Linked DNA regions of Homo sapiens: region 1 is linked to region 2. A link is an interaction called in ENCODE POLR2A ChIA-PET data of the cell type or tissue named here. Cell type or tissue: PC-9. All regions are shown on one strand. Links, peaks and the distances in the headings refer to the core of each region. The heading gives the core; the rest is flanking DNA.

Evidence for each region. Peaks named below come from ENCODE experiments on the same cell type or tissue, not always from the same donor. Only the 100,000 strongest peaks of a DNase experiment are listed, where the experiment ranks them.
Region 1: POLR2A ChIA-PET joins it to region 2 with 6 read pairs; 2 of 35 experiments call an interaction of 5 or more read pairs at or near these places.

What each region holds. Positions count from the first base shown.
Region 1 is chr12:56,244,774-56,249,142 of GRCh38, forward strand. It overlaps ANKRD52 (ankyrin repeat domain 52), which reads right to left. Exons shown (of 28, transcript NM_173595.4): 16 at 3,986-4,097; 17 at 3,722-3,793; 18 at 3,250-3,451; 19 at 2,914-3,001; 20 at 2,720-2,837; 21 at 604-823; 22 at 330-417; 23 at 133-216; 24 at 1-24. Among named protein-coding and RNA genes, the nearest start is that of ANKRD52, 11 kb to the right of the region's middle. In PC-9, for the core only: no CTCF peak of the experiment used is centred there; no DNase peak of the experiment used is centred there.
Region 2 is chr12:56,658,367-56,663,140 of GRCh38, forward strand. No RefSeq gene overlaps it. Among named protein-coding and RNA genes, the nearest start is that of ATP5F1B, 15 kb to the left of the region's middle. RefSeq lists silencers at 2,105-2,305, 3,417-3,466. In PC-9, for the core only: no CTCF peak of the experiment used is centred there; DNase peaks (open chromatin) are centred at 2,165 and 3,495; H3K4me3 peaks cover 626 bases; H3K27ac peaks cover 2,956 bases.

The sequences.
Region 1 (4,369 bases), core at 1-4,000, 410 kb before region 2:
AAGGCAGCGGCGTGAAGGGGGGTCCTGTAAGGCAGGGATCAGGGTAGATTAAAATAGGGAAGAGTATACTGCCCAAGCAGAAAGGGGAAGCCAGAGGCAACTGGGATTCTTCCCAAGTCTTCCATCACTCACCGTCCTTTGGCATCTCGGCTGTTCACAATCTTGGCACCCAGAGCTCCCAGTAGCATCTCTGTGGTGCTGTCTTGGTTATTAATCCTAGAGGAAGAGGGAGGAGGGGTCATCAGGAAGGACAAGGGAAGTAGACTACCTGTCCTAAGCTCAAGTCATGGGCCCTCGCGAGAAGGGCTGATGCAGCAGAAGGGACTTACACTGCACAGTGCAAAGGAGTGAAGGGGTTTCCTTCCAGGTACGAAAACGGGCTGTGTTCAAGTAACAACTCCAGACAATCTTCATGTCCTGGGCACGAGGAAGGAAGAGTAGTGATGGAGAAAAACGGCAAGGTTCCCTGTCTGTCCTGTGTCTTGACACTCCATTCCACTTCCAGATTCAGATCAACCCAGGTCCCCCCCAACAACCCACCTGTCCCCCTCTACACACACTCCAACACATGCTCCTGTGCCTGTGGAGGCCCCAGTCTAGTACCAGTGTAGGAGGCCCAGTGCATGGGCGAGTATCCGCTGTAATCCACCCCGGCATCCAGGGGATCTGTGGAAAGGGCAGCCTGCAGCAGGGTCCGCAGTACTGCAGTGTGGCCACAGGCTGAGGCCAGGTGAATGGGCGTGCGGCCCTTAAAGTCTCGGCACAGCACAAATGCGTCGTGGTCCAGCAGGGCAGCCAGGCAGTCCTCACAGCCAGTCACTGCCTGTGAGTAACATGGGGGTGTGAGGGGGATGAAAAGCTCCTCCTTTTCCACTGGCCTGTTGCTGGAGTCTGGCTCAGGAGTAAGAACCACTTCCAGGGCTCCAATCCTTGTCTTTTTTTTTTTTTTTTTTTTTTTGGAGTCGGAGTCTTGCTCTGTCGCCCAGGCTGGAGTGCAGTGGCATAATCTCGGCTCACTGCAACCTCTGCCTCCCCGGTTCAAGCGATTCTCCTGCCTCAGCCTCCCAAGTAGCTGGGATTACAGGCAGGTGCCACCATGCCCGGCCAATTTTTTTGTATTTTTAGTAGAGACAGGGTTTCACCACGTTAGCCAGGATGGTCTTGATCTCCTCACCTCGTGATCCGCCTGCCTCGGCCTCCCAAAGTGCTGGGATTACAGGCATGAGCCACTGGCCTCAATCCTTGTCTTTACAACAATAATTCTTTCTTTTTTTGAGACGGAGTCTCACTCTGTCACCCAGGCTGGAGTGCAATGGTGCGATCTTGGCTCACTGCAACCTCTGCCTCCCAGGTTCCAGCAATTCTCCTGTCTCAGCCTCCCAAGTAGCTGGGATTATAGGCATGCACCACCATGCCCAATTAATTTTTGTATTTTTAGTAGAGGCGAAGTTTCACCATGTTGGCCAGGCTGGTCTCAAACTCCTGACTTCAGGTGATCTGCCCGCCTTGGCCTTCCAAAGTGCTGGGATTACAGACGTGAGCCACCATGCCCGGCCCTTTACAACAACAATTCTAAGTATTAGGGACCCACATCTCCCTCCTTGACTCTCTCTATGCCAGCAGACAATCAGGATACTAAGAGTTAATACTGGAGCTCTGGAGTTAATACTGGAAAGACTAAATGGAGAGAAGGAGACTAAGGGATCAAAAAATCTTATGGGAGGAGGAGGCAGCTTAGGACAGGTGGTCACGGAAGAGGATCTAGGTTGTGGCGACATTATGCGATGGGTTGGGGCCAGCAGGGTATCCCAGGTAGAGTCTGGGTGGTGAGCACTCAGTTGTACGTGATTACAAAGCACAGATATTGGCCAGGCACAGTGGCTCACGCCTGTAATCCCAACCCTTTGGGAGGCCAAGGCGGGTGGATCTCATCATCAGGAGATTGAGACTACCCTGGCTAACACGGTGAAACCCTGTCTCTACTAAAAATACAAAAATTAGCCAGGCGTGGTGGCAGGCGCCTGTAATCCCAGCTACTCGGGAGGCTGAGGCAGGAGAATTGCTTGAACCCAGGAGGCGGAGGTTGCAGTGAGCCGAGATCACGCCACTGCACTCCAGCCTGGGTGACAGAGCGAGACTCTATCTCAATAATAATAATAATAATAATAATAATAATAATAATAATAATAATAATAATAATAAACAAAGCACAGATATCAGGGAAATCAGCTGGGGACGTCAGGAACTCATCCTGGAGCAAGCACAAAGCTCAATAAAATCCTGGGCACAGCGTGGGTCTGGTGGCTCATGCCTGTAATCCCAGCACTTCGGGAGGCCAAGGTGGGGGGATCACTTGAACCCAGGAGTTCAAGACCAGCTTGGGCAAGATGGTAAGACCCCCATATCTACAAAAAATACAAAAATTAGCTGGGCATGATGGCATGTGCCTACAGTTTCAGCTACTTAGGAGGCTGAGGTGCGAGAATCACCTGAGCCCAGGAAGTCAAGGCTGCAGTGAGCTGTGATAGTGTCACTGCACTCCAACCTGGGCAATGGGAGTGAGACCCTGTCTCAAAAAAAAAAAAAAAAAAGAAAAAGAAAAAAGACGGCACAAAATCCTGGCTTGCCTCCTAGACAATTGGATTCCCTACTGCTGGTGAGTCCCATGCTCCCACACTGAGGCCCATGTGCAAACAATCCCCCCTAGAAGCTCACTCACCCCGCGGTGGAGGGCAGTGCGGCCCCGGAGGTCAGCAGCATCAGCTGTGGATCCTTTCTCTAGCAGCAGATGTACACAGTCCACATGGCCATTCATGATGGCCAGCATCAGTGGGGTCCTACAGAAGGGCAGGAGGAGGAGTGAGGATCCCGCAAGGACTGGAAAACCTGCACCCCACCCTGGCCCACACTCACTGTCCATAGGCATCCATGACATCTGTGATGTCAGCTCGTTCCCCACTGTCGATCAGCAAGTGCAGGGAGTCAGTGTGGCCAGAGGCAGCTAGGGGAAAGGGACCCCGTGTCAGGGCAGGGCCAGGAGGAAGAAGGGAGGCAAGGTCAAGCCTAAAGGACTTGGGGTCAATGTTACAGAAAGACCTGGGCCAGGGAGAAATCTCTGAGGATAGGAAGCTATGAATCAGGGCTTGAAGTCTCCATTCTCCTCACCCTACTCCACTTTCCAGCCCCATTCCCATCCAGGAGGGATCTGGCATGGCAAGGGTAGGGCAGCAGCCTAAAGTGGGCACTAACCAGCAGCGTGCAGGGGTGTCCACTTGCGCTTGCGCTCCTTGATGAGGGCAGAGGCGCCGTGGGCTGTAAGCACCTCCACACACTCAGTAGAGCCGCGCTCCGTGGCCAGGAAGAGTGCGGTCCGGCCCTTGTGGTCCCTTACGTCCAGATTCACCAGCGTCTCCGCCAGCGTCTTCAAGGCTTCACAGTGACCGTTGTAGGCCTGGCAAGGTGCAGGCAACCAGTGCACACAGCTCGGGACCTTCCCTGCTCCTCCCTTCCCCTTCTCTGCTCTTGGGGTCCCTGGGAAGCTCAAGGTCTTAGTCCTTGACAAGCTCCTTGGGCCCCTTAAGGCTTCCTACCCTGCACTGTGCTTATCCCCTCTCCCACAAAAAGGCAGAAGGAAGGATAACTTCACAAGTGCTGGCACCTTTGTTAGGGCCTGGGAACAGGTAGGACAAGGAAGGCAACAGAAAAAAGACGTGGGACTCACAGCTAAGTGCAAAGGGCTGACTGGAATGGTGCTCTCCACATCCTCCAGGCAGTTAAAGGACATTTCTAAGAGCTGCAAAGGACAGGAAAGTAGGTGCTGAGACTCTGGAACTCCCAAGATAGTACCCCAGTCCCCGACTCGCAGTAATCCCCACTAAGCCTCTGGATCCAAAGACCACATTTGATTGAACCCTTAGTTTTGGAATCCACAAACCCTGTGCCCTGCCCCTGCCTCCCCTCCTGCAGGCCGGGCCCCAACACATACCAGTTCGAGGTTCTGTCTGTTGCCATAGGCGGCTGCATAGTGCACAGCTGTGTAGCCCTGCCTGTCCCGCAGGGAGGGGTCTGCACCGTTATCCAGTAAGAACTCCAGACAGCTGGGGAGCCGGGGGTAGACTGTGAGGCAGGGACAGGCCCAGCCCAGGAGGGCACAGTTCTGGGAGGGCCAGAGGAGAGGACCAAGGCCCTCCAGGCCTACCTGGCCGCCACCCGTCCTCAGCTCTAGGTAGGTTCTCTAAATCCTACCCATTCTTCAATGGCAGCTCCAGACCCACTTTACCTTCTCAAGGTCTGCCCTGAACCCCTCTGGCTTCAATGCCCTCCTTTATCCTCTGAATGCTCTCCTAGAGAACCTAGAGCATGATGTTCA
Region 2 (4,774 bases), core at 363-4,362:
CAGGGTGCAGTGGCACGATCTCTTTTCACCAAAACCTCTGCCTGCCGGGTCCAAGCGACTCCTCTGCCTCAGCCTCCCGAGCAGCTGGGACCACAGGTGCACACCACCACGCCCAGCTAATTTTTGTATTTTTAGTAGAGACAGGGTTTTGCCATATTGGCCAGGCTGGTGTCGAACTCCTGACCTCGTGATCTGCCCACCTTGGCCTCCCAAAGTGCTGGGATTATAGGCGTGAGCCACCGCACCTGGCCTGTAATGATTTTTATTTAAAAATCATTTCTTAATTGCACTAGCTTTTCAGGTCCTCAGTAGCTCTATTTGGCTAGTAGTTACCTATCGGACACTGGATATATGGAACATTTCCTTCATCACAAAACATCACACTGCACATGGCTATCTCAGTAGGACCAACCGAATGAGAACCTACGTTTTAGATCCAAAACAGTAATGAGACTTTGGCATACATCAGAATCACCCGGAGAGGCTTGACAGATCACTTGACCCCACCTCCAAAGTTTCTGATTTAGTAGGTCTATTTGGGGGCCAGAATTTGTATTTCTAATGAGTTCCTAGGCAAAACTAATCCTGCTAGTCTGGGGATCACATTTTAGGAATCACTGGTTTCTAGTTATCAATAATATTCCAAATCCCTGGCCCCACATGGACAAGCTTATCTCAGAGATAAGACCTAGGAATCCACATTATCACAAAAAACTCCATGATTTTGATTGTTTGAGAATAGGTTCAAGATGAATCACAGCGCAATAGAAATAGGGAAGTAACTAAAGCTATAAAGGCTAATTAGCTGTGAGGCCAGAGAAGGAACAGTGGTTGAGGGGCAGTTAGACTGCATGACACTTAGTTGTAGTATAAGCAGCTTTGCAGTTCTTTCACTCATGATGATGAGATACATAATGGGAATGGGTTGCTAAGTACTCAACTGAAGGCCATTGGATTTGAGATTAAGAAATTTAGGATTGGGGCTGGGCAGGGTAGCTCACGCCTGTAATCCCAGCACTTTGGGAGGCCAAGGTGGGCAGATCACCTGAGGTCGGGAGTTTGAGACCAGCCCGACCCACACAGAGAAACCCCATCTCTACTAAAAATACAATATTAGCTGGGCTTGGTGGCGCATGCCTATAATCCCAGCTACTTGGGAAGGCTGAGGCAGGAGAATCTCTTGAACCTGGGAGATGGAGGTTGCAGTGAGCTGAGATTACGCCACTGCACTCCAGCCTGGGCAACAAGAGCAAAACTCCGTCTCAAAAAAAAAAAAAAAAAAGAAAAGAAAAGAAATTCAGGATTGGCCTGGCACAATGGCTCAATCCTGTAATCCCAGCACTTTGGGAGGCTGAGGTGGGTGGATCACTTGAGGTCAGGCGTTTGAGACCAGCTTGGCCAACCAGGTGAAACCCCATCTCTACTAAAAATACAAAAATTAGCCAGGAGTGGTGGCACATGGCTGTAATCCCAGCTACTCAGAGAGCTGAGGCAGAAGGATCGCTTGAACCTGGGAAACAGGCTGCAGTGAGCCGAGATCATGCCTCCATGTCAAAAAGTGACTCCGTGTCTAAATAAATAAATAAATAAATAATTTAGGAGTGAGTTCTGGATAAGTTCTTCACATGAACAATGAAATTACCCAGACTGACAATACAACTTGCGAACAAATGATTTGTCACTTTAGACTATCTGGGAAGAGCAAAGCAAGCCTGGCAATATCATTATTTTTTTCTTTTTGAGATGGAGTCTAGTTCTGTCCCGTGGGCTGGAGTGCAGTGGCTTGATCTCAGCTCACTGCAACCTCCACCTCCTGGGTTCAAGCAATTCTCCTGCCTCAGCCTCCTGAGTAGCTGGGATTACAGGCGCATGCCACCATGCCCAGCTAATTTTTGTATTTTTAGTAGAGACAGCATTTCACTGTGTTGGCCAGGCTGGTCTCCAACTCCTAACCTCATGATCTGCCCGCCTCGGCCTCCCAAAGTGCTGGGATTACAAGCGTGAGCCACCGCACCCGGCCAAGCCTGGCAATATCTTAAATGAGTTGTCACCAAGCCTTATTTGACCACCTACATATACCTGGATTCCAGATCCCATTACCATTGCCTAAATTTAGCCCTTCATCTCTTACCACTTGAATTACTGCACAAACTTGTTTCTTTACCTCCAAATCCACCTGCAAAACATTACTCATGCTATGGTATTTCTGAAATGTATTTCACCATACTGTGTTGAGGGAAAGATATTTGGTGGCGATATACGACGCTTTTTACTAGCAGGAATAGACATTCAACATTTAATTGTGGTCAATGTTTAAATGAAACCCACAGATCAGCCTGGCCAACATGGTGAAACCCCATCTCTAGTAAAAATATAAAAATTAGCTGGGCATGGTGGCACACGCCTGTAGTCCCAGCTACTCGGAAGGCTGAGGCAGGAGAATTGCTTGAACCTGGGAATTCAGAGATTGCAGTGAGCCGAAATTGTGCCACTGCACTCCAGCCTCAGCGACAGAGCGAGACTCTGTCTCAAAAAAACAAAAAACAAAAAAACACAATTGTCCCTTGGTATATTCCAGAGGAGTGGTTTCATGACCCCTCCACCACCAAGCATACCAAAATCAGACAGAACCCTCCGTATTCATGGGTTTGGCATTTTACAAATACTGTATTTTTGACCTGCATTTGGTTGGAAAAAATCCACCTAAAAGGGGTTCAAACCCATGTTGTTCAAGGTTCAAGTGCTCAAGGATGACAGAATGTAGGGGTTAGAACAGGCCTTTACAAAAATCCTTAGAATTCACTGTTAAAATTCTCCATCCTACTGCCACCCTAGAACTCCATTTCAGTTGTCCTCTTATTTGCACAGGCTGCTAGATTCGACCAGGAAGTCCTACTCTGTATTCCCTATTACACCCTTAGTTATCAATTTATTTAATCACTATCAAAGCAACTAGATGTTAAGTTTTTCACAAAGTGCCAGCCTCCTCCCTACCTAGCCTACATCTTTTCCTATTTGGTACAATGCTGGGTGATCCACAAATAAAAAATTGTATTTTCAAAAATTTCTCAAAAGAATTCCTGCTAAACAGGAGAAATTTCAATTAGCTTAGAACTAAAATGGGGGAGAAAACCTTCATGCTACTGTAGCAATCACCCTCAATCTGCCCTCCTTGGAAATAGCTAAGTTTAGGGAACCGTATAGCACCAATATCACAACCTATCAATATGGACAAAAAATATGCTATACCCATTCATCTAAACTTAAAAAATTTCACTCACAATCTTAAATTGATCATTTTTTTTTTTTGAGAGGGGGTTTTGCCATGTTGGCCAGGCATGAGTCACCACGCCCAGCCCAGAACATTTTTTGAGACAGTCTCGCTCTGCCGCCCAGGCTGGAGTGCAGTGGCGCCTCAATGGTGTGATTACAGAATTGAGCCACCTTGCCCGCCCCAGAAAATGTTCTTAACAGAAGCTTTGAATTAGAGATGAGGTACAACGCACAAGGTCTGATACCTAAGCAATAAGGACTGATGAAAACCTGTTCAAATGTTTGAACACAAAATATTTAAAATTATAGCCAGGTGACACACAGTGACACACACCTTAATACTGGCACTTGTGGAGGCCAAGGCAGGCATATCACTTGAGCCTAGGAGTTCGAGACCAGCTTGGGAAACATGGAGACCCATCTCTACAAAATATATGAATAAAGTCCACCAGGTGTGGTGCTTGAGATATGATTGCACCACTGCACTCCAGCCTGGGCAAGACCGTCTTTTTGTTTTGAGATGGAGTTTCACTTGCAGCCCAGGATGGAGTGCAATGGTACAATCTGGGCTGACTGCAACCTCTGCCTCCTGGGTTCAAGCGATTCTCCTGCCTCAGCCTCCTGAGTAGCTGGGGTTACAGGCATGTACCACCACGCCTGGCTGATTTTTTTGGATTATTAGTAGAGACAGGGTTTCACCATGTTGGCCAGGCTAGTTTTGAACTCCTGATCTCAGGCGATCCTCCCGCCTCAGCCTCCCAAAGTGCTAGGATTACAGGCGTGAGCCACCGTGCCCGGCTTTTGAGACACTTGTCTACAGAAAAGTTCGTGGTGCAATCTTGGCTCACTGCATCCCCAATGGCCCAGGCTCAAGTGATCTTCCCACCTCAGCTTCCAGAGTAGTTGGGATTACAAGAACATGCCACCACACCCAGCTATTTTTTTGTCAAGATGGGGTTTCGCAGGCCGGGCGTGGTGACTCCTGCCTATAATCCCAGCTCTTTGGGAGGCCGAGGCAGGCTGGAGTCCGAGACCAGCCTAGCCAACATGGTGAAAACCCAGCTCTACTAAAAATAAAATTAGCTGGGTACGTGGAGTGCGCCTATAATCCCAGCTAGTCAGGAGGCTGAGGCAGGATAATCGATTGAACCTGGAGGGTGGAAGTTGCACTGGGCAACAGGGCAACACTCCGTCTCCAAAAAAAAAAAAAAAAAAAAAAAAAAGGGAGTTTCACCACATTGCCCAGGCTGGTCTCAAGCAATCTGCCCGCCTCAGTCTCCCAGAGTGCTGTGATTAAAGGCAGGTGGGAGCCACCGTGCCGGCCTGTATAATGCGTTTCAAGGCTGGGCAGTAAGCCAGTGAATCATTAATTCCCAAAACTGAAGTATAAATTTTTTGAAGAAAAACAAGTTTTTTTAAAATGTTTTCCCCCCTGAAGCTAAGAACTACACATCGTAATACATTATGCGTATCTATTATCGCACTTTCCATCAAGTTTTTG